Linked DNA regions of Homo sapiens: region 1 is linked to region 2. Evidence: chromatin contacts called from ENCODE Hi-C or POLR2A ChIA-PET data. All regions are on one chromosome and are shown on one strand. Each heading gives the region's core, a stretch centred on a gene start or an enhancer-like site at or near the end of the contact. The rest is flanking DNA. Distances are from core to core; before and after follow the strand shown.

The links. A loop is a pair of places that touch in the nucleus more often than their neighbours do. ChIA-PET counts read pairs that join two places held with the same protein, here RNA polymerase II (POLR2A). Pooled maps may share reads with other maps.
Region 1: a loop to region 2 is called in a map with no recorded cell type, with 5 times the contacts of the local background. The contact joins two enhancer-like sites. A Hi-C loop is called at or near these places in 2 of 37 single-sample maps with no recorded cell type and 2 of 50 pooled maps. POLR2A ChIA-PET finds 5 or more read pairs at or near these places in 1 of 52 experiments (H1).

Annotation. Positions count from the first base shown.
Region 1 is chr1:153,844,817-153,852,099 of GRCh38, forward strand. The region is part of intron 1 of GATAD2B (GATA zinc finger domain containing 2B); the gene reads right to left. It also overlaps the pseudogene LOC645965. Among named protein-coding and RNA genes, the nearest start is that of SLC27A3, 73 kb to the left of the region's middle. Within about 2 kb of position 4,700, at least 3 of the 41 ENCODE cell types and tissues checked have a DNase peak (open chromatin) inside an H3K27ac peak, as active enhancers do.
Region 2 is chr1:150,566,387-150,573,614 of GRCh38, forward strand. All of the region lies in intron 2 of ADAMTSL4-AS1 (ADAMTSL4 antisense RNA 1), which reads right to left. It also overlaps the pseudogene RN7SL473P and the pseudogene RN7SL600P. Among named protein-coding and RNA genes, the nearest start is that of ADAMTSL4-AS1, 4.6 kb to the right of the region's middle. RefSeq lists enhancers at 712-1,422, 932-1,321, 1,423-2,134. Within about 2 kb of position 2,290, at least 37 of the 41 ENCODE cell types and tissues checked have a DNase peak (open chromatin) inside an H3K27ac peak, as active enhancers do.

The DNA of each region.
Region 1 (7,283 bases), core at 3,450-5,949, 3.3 Mb after region 2:
ACGAGTTAGTGGGTGCAGCCCACCAGCATGGCACATGTATACATATGTAACTAACCTGCACAATGTGCACATGTACCCTAAAACTTAAAGTATAATAAAAAAAAAAAAGATTAACAGGCTTGCAAAGAGGCAAGAAAACATGACCCCTAATGAGAAGAATAATCAATCAGAAGAAATCTATTTACCCAGAACTAATTCTGTTAGAATTAAAATGACTTTAAAACAGATATTAATATTGTAACTGCATTCCATATTTTCAAAAAGTTACGCAGAGAAATGGAAGATGTACAAAAAGACTCAAATCAAACTTCTAGAGATGAAAACCAGTGTCTGAGATGAAAACTACAATGGATATAACAATAGTGTGGTACTGGCTTAAAGACAGATATGTGATCAATGGAAAAAAACTCAGAAATACACCCTAATATTTACGGTCAATTGATTTTTCAACAAGGGTGCCAAGACAGTTCAATGAGAATTGCTCAAGCACAGGAGGCTGAGGCTGCAGTGAGCCTGATCAAGCCACTGAACTCCTGCCTGGACAACAGAGCCAGACCCTGTATCAGTAAAAAAAAGAAAAAAAAAAAAATTCCAGCCTATGCAAAATAGTGATAGCCTGTCTCTACCATTAATTTAAAACATTAGGCTGGGCGTGGTGGTGGCTCACACCTATAATCCCAGCACTTTGGGAGGCTGAGACGGGTGGATCCCATGAGCTCAGGAGTTCAAGACCAGCCTGGGCAACATGACAAAACCCCACATTTATAAAATATAAAAAATTAGCCAGGTGTGGTAGTGCACGCCTACAGTTCCAGCTACTTTGGCGGGGGGCTGCAAGGGGGGGTGAGGTGGGAGGACTGCTTGAGCCTGGGAGGTTGAGGCTGCAGTGAGCAATTGCACCACTGCACTCAAGCCTGGGTGACAGAGCAAGACTCTATCTCAAAAAAATAAATAAATAAATAAATAAAAATTACCAGGCATGGTGGCATGCGTCCACAGTTCCAGCTACTCAGGAAGCTGAGGTGGAAGGATTGTTTAAGCTCTGGTGTTTGAGACTGCAGTTTACCATGATTGCACCATTGTACTCCACTGGATAATAGAGCAAGACACTATCTCTATAAACTACCGCCCCCCCCCCGCCCCAAAACTGTTCCCTTAATAACTTTTTTTGCCTTAAAGTTTGTCTTATATTAGTATGGTGACATTAACTTTCTGGTTAATATTTACCTACAACATTTTTTTCGTTGTTAATTTCAATTTCTACACCTTTATGTTTTCGACAGTATTTATCTGAATTTGTTTTTCCATTAAACCATTTCTAAAAAACTGACTAGTTTACACTTCTCATGATCACTAACATATTTAGTTTTATTTCTACCATCTTCTGTTCTATTTACCTTGCTTGTTCTGTGCTTCCTTCTTGCTATGTTTGTTTTGAGACAGTCTCACTCTGTCACCCAGGCTGGGGTGCAGTGGTGTGAACCTGACTCACTGCAACCTCTGCCTCCGAGGTTCAAGTGATTCTTCTGCCTCAGCCTCCAAAGTAGCTGGGATTACAGGTGTGTGCCACCAGTGCCCAGCTAATCTTTTTGTATTTTTTTTGTAGAGATGGGGTTTCACCATATTGGCCACGCTGGACTCGAACTCCTGGCCTCAAGTGATCCTCCCATCTCAGCCTCCTAAAGTGCTAGGATTACAGGCATTAGCCACCGTGTCCAACCCCTTCTTGTTCTTTGCGTTCTTTTTTTTTTTTTTTTTTTTTTGAGATGGAGTCTCACTCTGTCGCCCAGGCTGGAATGCAGTCGCGCGATCTCGGCTCACTGCAATCTCCGCCTCCTGGGTTCAAGCAATTCTCTGCCTCAGCCTCCCGAGTAGCTGGGATTACAGGCATCCGCCACCACTCCTGGCTAATTTTTGTATTTTTAGTAGAGACGGGGTTTCACCAGGTTGGCCAGGCTGGTCTCGAACTTCTGACCTCGTGATCCACCTGCTGCGGCCTCCCCAAGTGCTGGGATTACAGGCGTGAGCCACCGCACCTGGCCCTTCTTGCTCTTTTATGCCTTCTATTAAATTCTTATTTTTTATTTCAGTCCTATCTCATTTTTAGTTCCAACGAATTAGTCATGATTAGTGTGTTACATACAGTCAAAGCTATTTTATTTTATTTTGACGGAGTATTGCTCTGTCACCCAGGTTGGAGTGCGATGGCACAATCTCCTGGCTCACTGCAACCTCTGCTTCCTGGTTTTAAGTGATTCTTGTGCCTCAGCCTCCCAAGTAACTGAGCCTACAGACGTGCACCACCACACCTGGCTAGTTTTTGTATTTTTAGTGGAGACAGGGTTTCGCCATGTTGGCCAGGCTGGTCTTGAACTCCTGGCCTCAAGTGATCCGCCTGCCTCAGCCTCCCAAAGTGCTGGGATTACAGGTCTGACCTACTGTGCCTGGCCTGGAACTTCTATTTTTAATGTCAGTATTTTTGCAACATTGTACTTAATTATTGTATTTAGTCCCTGACCTCTGAATGCTTACAGCTGAGAAACTAGACACACTTCTGTAGATAAGTAAAAAAGACCACATCTTTTTGAGATGGAGTCTCCCTCTATCACCCAGCCTGAAGCGCACTGGTAAAATCATAGCTTACTGCAGCCTCACTCCTGAACTCAAGTGATCCTCCTCTTTAGGCCTCCCAAAGCACTGAGATTACAGGCATGAATCACTGAGCCCGGCCTAATTTTCATTCCTTCACAGTAATCTATTTGGCTGCTTTCATAAGATCTTTGTCTTTAGTGTTATTCTTTCAGGATTCACTATTTTTTTTTTCCTTGAAGATTCATATACTTAGAAATTCTGTGAAATTTTCTGCTATTATCTCTTTGAATGTTGCTACTCTCCATTTTCTCTACCCTTCCCTAGAACTCCTATGAGATATATCTTGGACCATCTCATTCTACTGTCCATGTCTCATCTCTTTTTTTCATATTTTCCATTTTTAATATATCTATGCTGCATTCTGTGTAATTTCTATTGTTCCTAATTTTCAACTGTGTTGGATATACTGTTTAACTTATATAACGAGTTAATTTGACTGATCTGCTCCAAAGCAGATCAACTTTGGATGCATATTAGAATCATCTGAGTAACTGTAAAACAAACAAACATACTGATACCATGGTCCAATTCCCAAAGATTTGATTTAATCAGTCTGCCATTGAACTCATGCAGCTATCCTTTAATAAATTCCCCAGTTAGTTCTATTATTTAGCCAGTGTTGAGAATCATCCCCTCACCATACCAACTTGGTATAGTATTTCTTACACCTTAGAAAATTCTTCCCATGACTTCCTGTCGTATTCCAGTCACTGCCCCATGTCCCTGAACCCTTCTACAGCAAAATTCCTCAAGAGTTACCTATACTCATTGTCTCTTTCTTCTGGCTTAAAACCACTTCAGTTCAGGTTTTATTCCCTCAATATAAAGAGATTATTTTTTCCAGGTCACTAATTACCTTCATGTTGCCAAGTCCAATAATTATTTACCAATCCTTATCTTATTTGAACTTTCAGCAGCATTTTATCAACTCAATCTTCCTTCCTTCTTGAACTGCTTTCTTCACTTGGCTTTTGGGACTTCACATCTCTGGGTCTTATTCTACACTCATGATCCTTTATTCTTAGTCTTCACTAGTTTCTACTCATCTTTCCACCTTCTAACTGTAAAAATGAAGTGTTCCCATGGTTTTAAATAGCATTTATATACTAATTCTCAAATTGATATTCCTAGCTGTCATTCTCCTCCGAAACTCTCTTCATGTAGTCAATTGCCTAACATCTCCATTTGGGTGTTGTCTTAGTCCATTATGCATGGTGGCTAACGCCTGTACTTCAAGCACTTTGGGAGGCCGAGGCGGGTGGATCATGAGGTCAGGAGTTCAAGAACAGCCTGGTCAAGATGGTGAAACCCCGTCCCTACTGAAAGTACAAAAAAATTAGCCAGGTGTGGTGGTGGGTGCCTGTAATCCCAGCTACTCAGAAGGCTGAGGCAGAGAACTGCTTGAACCCGGGAGGCAGAGGTTGCAGTGAGCCAATATCGCGCCACTGCACTCTGGCCTGGGCAACAGCGAGACTCATCTCAAAACAAAGCAAAAAACAAACAAACCCCCCCCCTCCCCCAGACTGGGTAATTTATATAGGGGTATGTGGGTGTGTGTGTTCTGTTTTGTTTTGTTTAGAGATGGAGTCTCTCCATGTTGCCAAACTCCTTGAGCTCAAATGATCCTCCCACCTCAGCATCCCAGGTAGCTGGGGCTATGGGTGTATGTCACCGTACCCAGCTTTGGGCACTTTATAATGACCAGAAGTTTATTGGCTATTTATTGGCACACAGTTCCAGAAGTTGGGAAGCCTAACATCAAGGTACTGGCATGTGGTGAAGACCTTCTTGCCATCTAATAACATAGCAGATGGCAAAGAGAGGGTGCCCTTTTATAACAACATTAATCCCACCCATGAGGGTAAAGCCCTAACAACTTAATCACTTCTTAAAGGTCCCACTTCTTAATATTATTACAATGTCAATTAAATTTCAACATGAATTTTGGAGGGACAAACATTCACAAGATAGCAGATATCTAACAGGCATTTTATAATCTTATGTCCAAAATTGTTTCTTCCCCTACTGTTACACATCTTAGCAAATGACACCACTATTCAAACCAAACACTTGGAGTCATTCTTAGTTCCTCTTTCTCATACCCACATGCATTCTATCTGTAAACTCTATCAGCATTACCTTCCAAATATATTTTAAATTTGACCTTGTTTTTTCTTTTTTTGAGACAGTTTCACTCTTTCACCCAGGCTGCAGTACAGTGGCGTGATCTTGGCTCACTGCAACCCCCTCCTTCCGGTTTCAAGCGATTCTCCTGCCTCAGCCTCCTGAGTAGCTGGGATTACAGACATGTGCCACCTCACCCAGCTAATGTTTTGTATTTTTAGCAGAGGTTAGGTCTCACCATGTTGGCCAGGCTGGTCTTGAACTCCTGACCTCAGGTGATCCGCCTGGCTTGGCCTCCCAAAGTGCTGGGATTACAGGCATGAGCTACCATGCCTGGCTGTATTTAATCCTTTTAAATGCACTTATTCTATGGTCTATAGTCAATGAACTGGAGATCTAGTCCTGAGAGGTAGTGTATCTGTGACTCTTATTCATGGTAAATGAGCTGTTTTCTTATTTTTTGTCACTTTTGATTATGAGCCTTGTCACAATCAAGTGGGTTATTCAGTGGGATTTTATCTGTTAGAATCCTGTGTGGCTTAAACTGTGGATCTGTTCCTCCAGAGTAGCTTTACATATGCTTCCGCTGGTTACCCCAAGGGTATTATACAGGGTCCTGAATAATTTTTTTATATTCATTTCCCAGTTTGGGGATCTCAGACCAAGCTGGTGATAATAATTTAAACCCACACAAATAAGCCCATACTTAATTATTTTTCCTTTTTAGGACAGAGTCTCACTCTGTTGCCCAGGCTGCAATGCAGTGGCACAAACTTGGCTCACTGCAGCCTTCACCTCCCGGGTTCAAGTGATCCTCCTGCCTCAGCCTCCTGAGTAGCTGGGATTACAGGCATCCGCCACCATACCCAGCTAATTTTTGTATTTTCAGTAGAGACCAGGTATCACTATGTTGGCGAGGGTGGTCTCGAACTCCTGACCTCAAGTGATCCGCCCACATCAGCCTCCCAAAATGCTGGGATTACAGGTGTGAGCCACTGCGCTCAGCCTAATAAGCCCATACTTAATTTTTAAAAAATTGTTTGTTGGCCAGGTGCGGTGGCTCACACCTGTAATCCCAGCACTTTGGGAGGCCTACGCAGGCGGATTGCTTGAGGTGAAGGAGTTTGAGACCAGCCTGGCCAACATAGTGAAACTTCGTCTCTACTAAATAAACAAAAATTAGCCAGGCGTGGTGGTGTGCGCCTATAATCTCAGCTACTCAGGAGGCTGCGGCAGGAGAATCGCTTGAACCTAGGAGGCGGAGGTTGCAGTGAGCCGGGAACGCGCCACTACACTACAGCCTGGGTGACAGAGCAAGACTCCACCTCAAAAAAAAAAAAGTTTTTTTTTGTTTTATTGTGGTAAAAACACTTAACACAAGATCTACCCTCTTAACAAATTTTCAAGTGTACAATACATTAATGTTGACTATAGGTACAGTGTTGTATGGCAGATCTCTAGAGCTTTTTCCCGTTTGACATTAATTTTACATACATTGTTTAGCAACTCCCCAATTTCTCCTCCCCCTCAGCCTTTGGCAACCACCATTTGACTCTGTCAACCTATGAATCTGACTAGATACCTCACATAAGTAGACTCACATAGTTATTTATCTTTCTGTGACTGTATTATTTCCCTTAGCATAATGTCCTCAAGCTTCATCCATGTTGTCACTCTTTGGGATCCTGATTTTATTTTGGATAAATATCTAGAAGCATGATTGCTAGACCATCTGGTAGTTCTATATTTAATATGTCAAGGAACCTCCATACTGTTTTCCATAGTGGCCGCTTGTACCATTTTGCATTCCCACCAACAGTGTGCAAGGGTTCCAATTTCTTCACTCCCTTGCCACTTAAAAAAAATAGCCATCTTGACATTGACAGGTGTGAAGTGATGATATTTCATTGTGGTTTTGATGTGTACTTCTCTGATGATTAGCAATGTTGAGCAATTTTTCATATACTTGGCCACTTTTATGTCTTCTTTGGAGAATGTCTATTCAGGTCCTTTGTCCATTTTTTTTTTAATCTTACAGTGAATTATATTGAATTCAAAGGTAGTATTCCTATTTGAGAAATAAAAAACTAAAATCAAGTTGTACAAGCAATCATCATGAGATAAATCAGTAAAGAGGCCTGCTCAGATCATACCAGAGCAGACACCAGTTTCTACCCCAGCCCGCATGAAGATGTTTTTATTCAACACAAACAGTAACAGAGGGTAACACAATGGCCACAGAATGAGAACATAAGTGCACTTGAATTTTTTGTGAGTTCTGGCTAGGCTCTAACAAGCCTAGCATTCTTTTCTTACCAGGTGAACAGAAATCATCTGCTAAAGCCAGAAACTTTAAAGCTCTTAATCCAGCTGGAAATAACTATAATTGAGGGCCTTTTTACTAGCTACTTGCTTCCCAATTTAGGGTTGCCTAGCAGGGTTAATTTCAACATAACGAAAGGTGTTAACTGGCTGGCCGCATCATTCACTGGTGACAGGGGCAAGTT
Region 2 (7,228 bases), core at 1,040-3,539:
TTTCAAATGTCTTTCAGGACTTTTCAGCTAAAATTCTGTTTAAACTTTTTCAGACTTTCAAGAAATTAGAAATGCTTTCAAATTCATGATAGTTTTGTGTCATTTATACCCAATCCAGACTTATTTAGACCAAACAGCCTTTTTTTCCTACCAGTGTTTTCCAATTTTTATCTTAAGAGGCAGGGTCTTGCTATGTTGCCCATGCTGGAGGGCGGTGGCTATTCACAGGTGCAATTCTACTACTGATGAGCACAGGAGTTTTGACCAGCTCTATTTCCAACGTAGGCAGGTTCACCCCTCCTTAGGCAACCTGGTGGTCCCCCACTCCCAAGAAGTCACCATATTGATGCGGAACTTAGCATGAACACCAGATCAACATAGCGCACTATAGCCCTGAACTCCAGGGCTCAAGTGATTCTTCTGCCTTAGCCTCCAGAATATCTGGGACTACAAGCGCGTGCAACTGCGCCTGGCCAATTTTCCTGGGTCCAGGAAATGACAGTATTCCTGGTCTTTGTTTAAGGTACACTGTCTTGCAAACATAGGCTTATGTATAATGGTAAGCCACAAGCATTTACTAAGTTTTTTTTTGAGACATAGTCTCACTGGCCCAGGCTGGAGTGCAGTGGCACGATCTAGGATCACTGCAACCTCTGCATCCCAGGTTCAAGCAATTCTCATGCCTCAGCCTCCTAAGTAGCTGGGACCACAGGTGCACACCACCACCCCCATTTTTAGTAGAGAGAGTTTTGCCATGTTGGTCAGGCTGGTCTCAAACTCCTGACCTCAGGTGATCCACCCGCCTTGGCCTCTCAAAGTGCTGGGATTACAGGCATGAGCCACCGCGACTGGTCAAATTTTTCTTTCATACAGTAGCACTGATACATCTTTCATGGTTCATGATGGGGAAAGGAAGATACAGCGACTTCCATCCTGTTTCATACCTGACCCCAACTACCCAGCTTTGAAGTGGGGCAAGGGGCAAGGAAGCAGGTAGCCCAGCACTCCTCCCCGCCATCACCAGGCTCCTCTGCAGAGCTGTTGTTCCTTAAAGCTGACAACAAGCCACCTCATTTCAAAACACACACACACAACCTCATTTTGACACAAAGTTGTTTCCCTCTTTCTGTTTCTCTGCTTTGCCTCATGAGGGATTTCTGAGAAATGAAAAAAAGTCACCTCCCACAGCCGCAGCCTGCAGTTTTGTTTTTTGGTTTTGTTTTTACAGATGAAGAAGAGGGGGGTGGAGGAAAGGAGTATACCGCTTAAGCATCTAGTATTAATCCAAAACTCTGCAAAGTAAGAGAAATGCTCTTCCCATAGCCCTTCACCTGAGGTGTGTGCCCCACTTTCCTTAGATTTGGGCTCTCATGCAAAAGGAAATAAACAAGGTATCCTCCCCTCAGGAAAGTTCAGTAACAAAGCAGTGAAACCGAACAGCTGCTCCCTTGCAGCAGGCCAGCTGTCTCCCCTCCCCCCATTTCCACCAAGGGCCGGAGACGGTGGGAACTGCTCCAGGCAACCTAAAGGATGGCGTTGTGAGCTGAGAAAGGCAGGCCTGATAGATCTGGGCATAGGAGCTTCAGGAATAAAATGCATGTGAATGCGGTGTTTCCCAGGGAGAATTAACCGCATTCTCGCCTTCAAATCTGAATACCTGAGAGTCATAACCAGCCCAGTAGGGTAGACTATGAAATGTATAGCAAAATTTTCAAAACCAGCTCCTCCTACCAGACAAGAAAATTAACATTTTTTAGGGCACAGAACTGAAAGCATTTTTACTGAAATCTAATCCAGGATGAAACCTAACAGTTAAACATTCTTTTCCTTCTCTGCTTCTTTGGCTCTCTATCCCAGCACACCTTGTCCCAGGCTAACTTGAGTAAACATACACATGTGACCACATGAGGGCGGGAAGAACACCAAGTGGGGGTGGTGAAATTCTGAATGGAATGCAGCCCCAGCTAGTTAGGGGGCCCCGGGCTGAGACCTCTGGCACTGGCAGTAGACTTATACAGGCAAAGAAGCCAAAACAATGAGCTCATGGGCAAGAATGCAGCCTGTGGGGAAGTCTGGGCAGCTAGAGCAAACTGGTTTTTTGAATCAGGATGGGAATAGCAATAGTTGAGTCTCCCACGGGAACAGGATCAGGGAGAGTGGAAGCCACCATTCAGTATCTTAGGGTTCCAGTTAAATAACTTTTGGAAGCTCTTATTAAAATTCTGTTCTGCAGACAGCATAGTGCTCTTAGGCAAAACCTTGGTTCCTTTCCCTGACTATGTAAAACCTAGAGGGTGAAGGACCAGTGAGGCTCCAGTGACCTACCTTAGGTGATGCTCTTAAAAGAGCAACTTTATTCAAACCAGGCCTGCCAATGCCAACTCCTTCAGTCTAGATCCAAAGATGGCTATGATCCTGAGATTGTGTGTTTAGGGTCACCACTTTAACATGATACAGGAAGCAATTGAGTCTTTTCTACTTCCTAAACACAGTCCATCCAGTTGTGTGTCATTTATACCCAGTCCAGACTTATTTAGACCAAAGAGCCTTTTTTTCCTATCAGTGTTTTCCAAATTTTATCTTAAGAGGCAGGGTCTTGTTATGTTGCCCATGCTGGAGAGCAGTGGCTATTCACAGGTGCAATTCTACTACTGAGGAGCACAGGAGTTTTAACCAGCTCTATTTCCAACCTAGGCAGGTTCACCCCTACTTGGGCAACCTGATGGTCCCCCACTCCCAGGAAGTCACCATATTGATGCAGAACTTAGCGTGAACACCAGATCAACGTAGCACACTATAGCCCTGAACTCCGGGGCTCAAGTGATTCTTCTGCCTTAGCCTCCAGAATATCTGGGACTATAGGTACGTACAACTGTGCCTGGCCAAATTTTTTTTTTTTTTTTTTTTGAGATGGAGTCTCGCTCTGTCACCCAGGCTGGAGTGCAGTGGCGTGATCATGACTCACTGCAGCCTCTGCCTCCCGGGTTCAAGTGATTCTGGTGCCTCAGCCTCCCGAGTAGCTGGGACTACAGGAATAAGCCACCACGCCCAGCTAATTTTTTTGTATTTTTAGTAGAGATGGGGTTTCGCCATGTTGGCCAGGCTATCCTCGAACTCCTGACCTCAGGTGATCTGCTTGCCTCGGCCTCCCAAAGTGCTGGGATTACAGGCATGAGCCGCCACGCCTGGCTCTAATATTTTTATATAAGGCCTGAGATGGGAAAAACTGAAGTCATACAGTATTCACTGACCAAGAGCGGCGAGCAGAGAAAGAAGGCAGGGAAGGAAGATGGAATAAGAAAATTACCTACACAGTCCATCCCTGCTTCTCCCATCTCCATACACCCAGAGGGTCTTTCCCAATTCCATGCTTTGGTACGTGTTTCTTACTCATCTTTTTTTTTGAGTCTCGTTCTGTTGCCCAGGCTGGAGTGCAGTGGCATGATCTCGGATCACTGCAGCCTCCACCTCCCGGGCTCAAGTGATTCTCCGGCCTCAGCCCCCCAAGAAGCTAGGATTACAGGTGTGCACCATCACGCTCATCAAATTTTTGTGTTTTTAGTAGAGATGGGGTTTTACCATGTTGGCCACACTGGTGACCTCGGGTGATCTACCCACCTCAGCCTCTCCAAGTGCTGGGATTACAGGTATGAGCCACCGTGCCCAGCCTCGTTACTCATGTTTTAAGGTCCAACCTCACATTTCTTATGAAGCCTTCTTTACCACCCTCTACGTCTAGAAGTTGTCACCCTGCTTTTTCCCAACCCTACAATGCTTTGTACAGTGCCTTCTAATTATTTCTGTCCATGTCTATGACTCTTACTAGATTGTAAACTTTGTGTGTGTGTGTGTTTCTTTTTTTGTTAAGATAGGGTCTCACTCTGTTGCCTGGGCTGGAGTGCAGTGGCACAATTTCAGCTCACTGCAACCTCGACTTCGTAAGCTCAAGCGTTTCTCCCACCTCAGCCTCCCCAGTGGCTGGGACCACAGGCACGTGCTACTATGCCAAGCTAATTTTTTTTATGTTTTATAGAGATGGAGTTTCACCATATTGCCTGGGCTGGTCTCAAACTCCTGGGTTTAAGCAATCTGCCTGCCTTAGCCTCCCAAAGTGCTGGGATTACAGGCATGAGCCACTGCACCCAGCTAGATCACAAACTTTAACATCTAGCCACATTTGCATTCTCATTATGGGATTCGTTATGCATAAATTCTTTAGCATGCATCTCCTAAAAACAAGGTATAATACTCAAGAAATTTAACATCGATACAGTAGTAACATACAATCCATAAATTTCCGCAAATGTCCCCATGTCCTTTATAGCTTTTTGACATGTGTAGTTAGTTGTCATGTTTCTTTTGAACTATTCCCCAATCTTTTTTTGAGTTTCTTTTTTTTTTCTTTTTTTTTGAGACAGAGTCTTGCTCTGTCTCCCAGGCTGGAGTGCAGGGGCCCAATCTCAGCTCACTGCAACCTCGGCCTCCCGGGTTTAAGCAATTCTTCTGCCTCAGCCTCCCAAGTAGCTGGGACTACAGGAGTCCACCACCACACCTGGCTAATTTTTATATTTTTACTAGAGACGGAGCTTCACCATATTGGCCAGGCGGGCCTTGAACTCCTGACATTGTGATCCGCCCGCCTTGGCCTCCCAAAGTGCTGGGATTACAGGCGTGAGCCACCGCACCCGGCCTCTTTTTTTGAGTTTCTTAAGGGGAAGAATGATCTCTTTATAATTCCATTATCTAACAGTTCATGATACATAATAAGCAGTCTACTGTCATGTAATGGAAAAATGAAGACACTCTCAACATCTGGCTGCCTAGAGCTCCTGCTAAATAGACAAGCCTGGGCAATATAGCAAGACCCCATCTCTATGAACAAAACAAAACAAAACACAAGGCATGGTGAGGTACCTGTAGTACCAGCTACTTTGGAGGTTGAGGTGGGAGTATTGCTTGAGCACAGGAGTTCAAGGTTGCAGTGAACCGTGATAGTCCCACTGCACTGCAGCCTGGGCAATAGAGTGAGACCCCACCTCTTAAAAAAAAAAAAATCCTAACTTACCTCAATGTTGAAGATTTCTCATTTCCCAATGGAAAATAACTATTATTCTATGCAGGTCAAGAAGGGAACTGCAAATTAGAAACCAAGTATAGTGTGGGAACAAAAGCTTGCTACGTATATCCTTTTTCTACTTCCCAAGAATTATTAGTAAAGGACACCAAATTTTCGGAGGTGTTTTTTTTTGAGATGGAGTCTCGCTCTGTCGCCAGGCTGGAGTGCAGTGGTGTGATTTTGGCTCACTGCAATCTGGGACTACAGGCGCGTGACCCCATACCCAGCTAATTTTTGTATTTTTAGTAGAGACGGGGTTTCACCATGTTGGCCAAGCTGGTCTCAAATTCCTGACTTCGGGTGATCTGCCCGCCTTGGGCTCCCAAAGTGCTGGGATTACAGGCATAAGCCACCGCCCCTGGCCTTTTTTTTTTTTTTTTTGAGAGGAAGTCTCGCTCTGTCACCCAGACTGGAGTGCAGTGGCATGATCTTGGCTCACTGCAACCTCCACCTCCTGGGTTCAAGCAATTCTCCTGCCTCAGCCTCCTGAATAGCTGGGACTACTAGTGCCCGCCACCAGTAGTGGCGTTTAACCGTGTTGGCCAGGCTGGTCTCAAACTTCTGTCCTCAAGTGATCAGCCCGCCTTGGCCTCCCAAAGTGCTGGGATTACAGGCGTGAGCCACCTCACTAGAGAGGTATTTATTTTGTTTGAGACAGAGTCTCACACTGTCACCTGGGCTTAAGTGCAGTGGCACGATCTCGGCTCACTGCAACCTCCACCTCCGGGGTTCCTCCCAGGTTCACGTGGTTCTCCTGCCTCAGCCTCCCAAGTAGCTGGGATTACAGGCGCCCGCCACCATGCCCAGTTAATTTTTTTTATTTTTAGTAGAGATGGGGTTTCACTGTATTGGCCAGACTGGCCTCAAACTCCTGACCTCATGATCCCTCCACCTTGGCCTCCCAAAGTGCTGGGATTACAGGTGTGAGTCACCGTGCCTTTTTTTTTTTTTTTTTTTTGAGACAGCGTCTGGCTCTGTCGCCCAGGCCCCGGAGTGCAATGGCATGATCTCAGCTCACTGCAACCTCCGCCTCCCGGGTTCGAGCGATTCTCCTGCCTCAGCCTCCCAAAGTGCTGGGATTACAGGCCTGAGCCACAGCGCCCGACCCGGAGAGCTGTTTCTTAATCTGCCTGGAGGAAAATCCCCAGCCCCCAACTTTCCACATACTTCACATAGATAACACTGTAACAACTTTGAAACTAAGAGGGAGAGAATTAAGTTTTCAAATTTGAAATTGAGAAGCCTTTGAAGAGTGGCAGCGTTCTAGAAAGTTCCATGATTGAACAAGTGAAGCAAAAAACTAGGATAGACTCAACTGACCATCTGAACTCCAGGAATTAATAGCCAGTGCTTTGGGCATCTGGCTGGAGCCATGGTACGCACCAGTTGTACAAGTTATTTCATTTTAATTTTGTAAAAAAAAAAAAAAAAATCCTTCGGCTGTCACAACTGTTTTAAATAAAAATTTTGTGAAAAAACAGTATGAAGACGTTGCTCTAGATACAGAACAGGAACTGAGAAAGTCTGGTTGTGTCAAATAAAGCAAAGTGTTGATAATTCTGACTACTGATTAAGGTTACCCAGTTACTATTAAATCCAAGCTTTTAAGGTGCTGAGCAAAGGAACACTGTACCAGAAACGGCTTCACATCATAGCACGTCAATGGGAGCAATAGCACTAACTTAACTCAGGCCAAGACTTGGGCTTGGGTCCTCTGTGGCTGCTACTCTCCTACCACACCTTTGCTTGGGAGTGCACTTACACAGCTTTCTTTGTAATGATACAAAAAGTTGCTGCCTTTTGGTAGTTAGGCTCCAGAAAGGGGCTTCCAAACCAAAATGCACTTTTAAATAGAAATGCAACTGACTGCAGGGAGGCACAGAATCCTGATTGCCTGATTAGCATATGGTGCTCAGGGCTTAAAACCAAGTATGCAAACCTCACATTTGCACATTTCCATGGTGATTCAGCTCACTTTCAAGGTAGCTGAAAATAAAAGCAGGATAGGGGTTTTTGAAATTGACTGGCTTCTTTTTACCTCCTTTTGGAAAGCAGAAGGGGAAAAGCACTGCTGCCAAGAACTTCATCAAAACTCTTTAACTTTAGGTATTA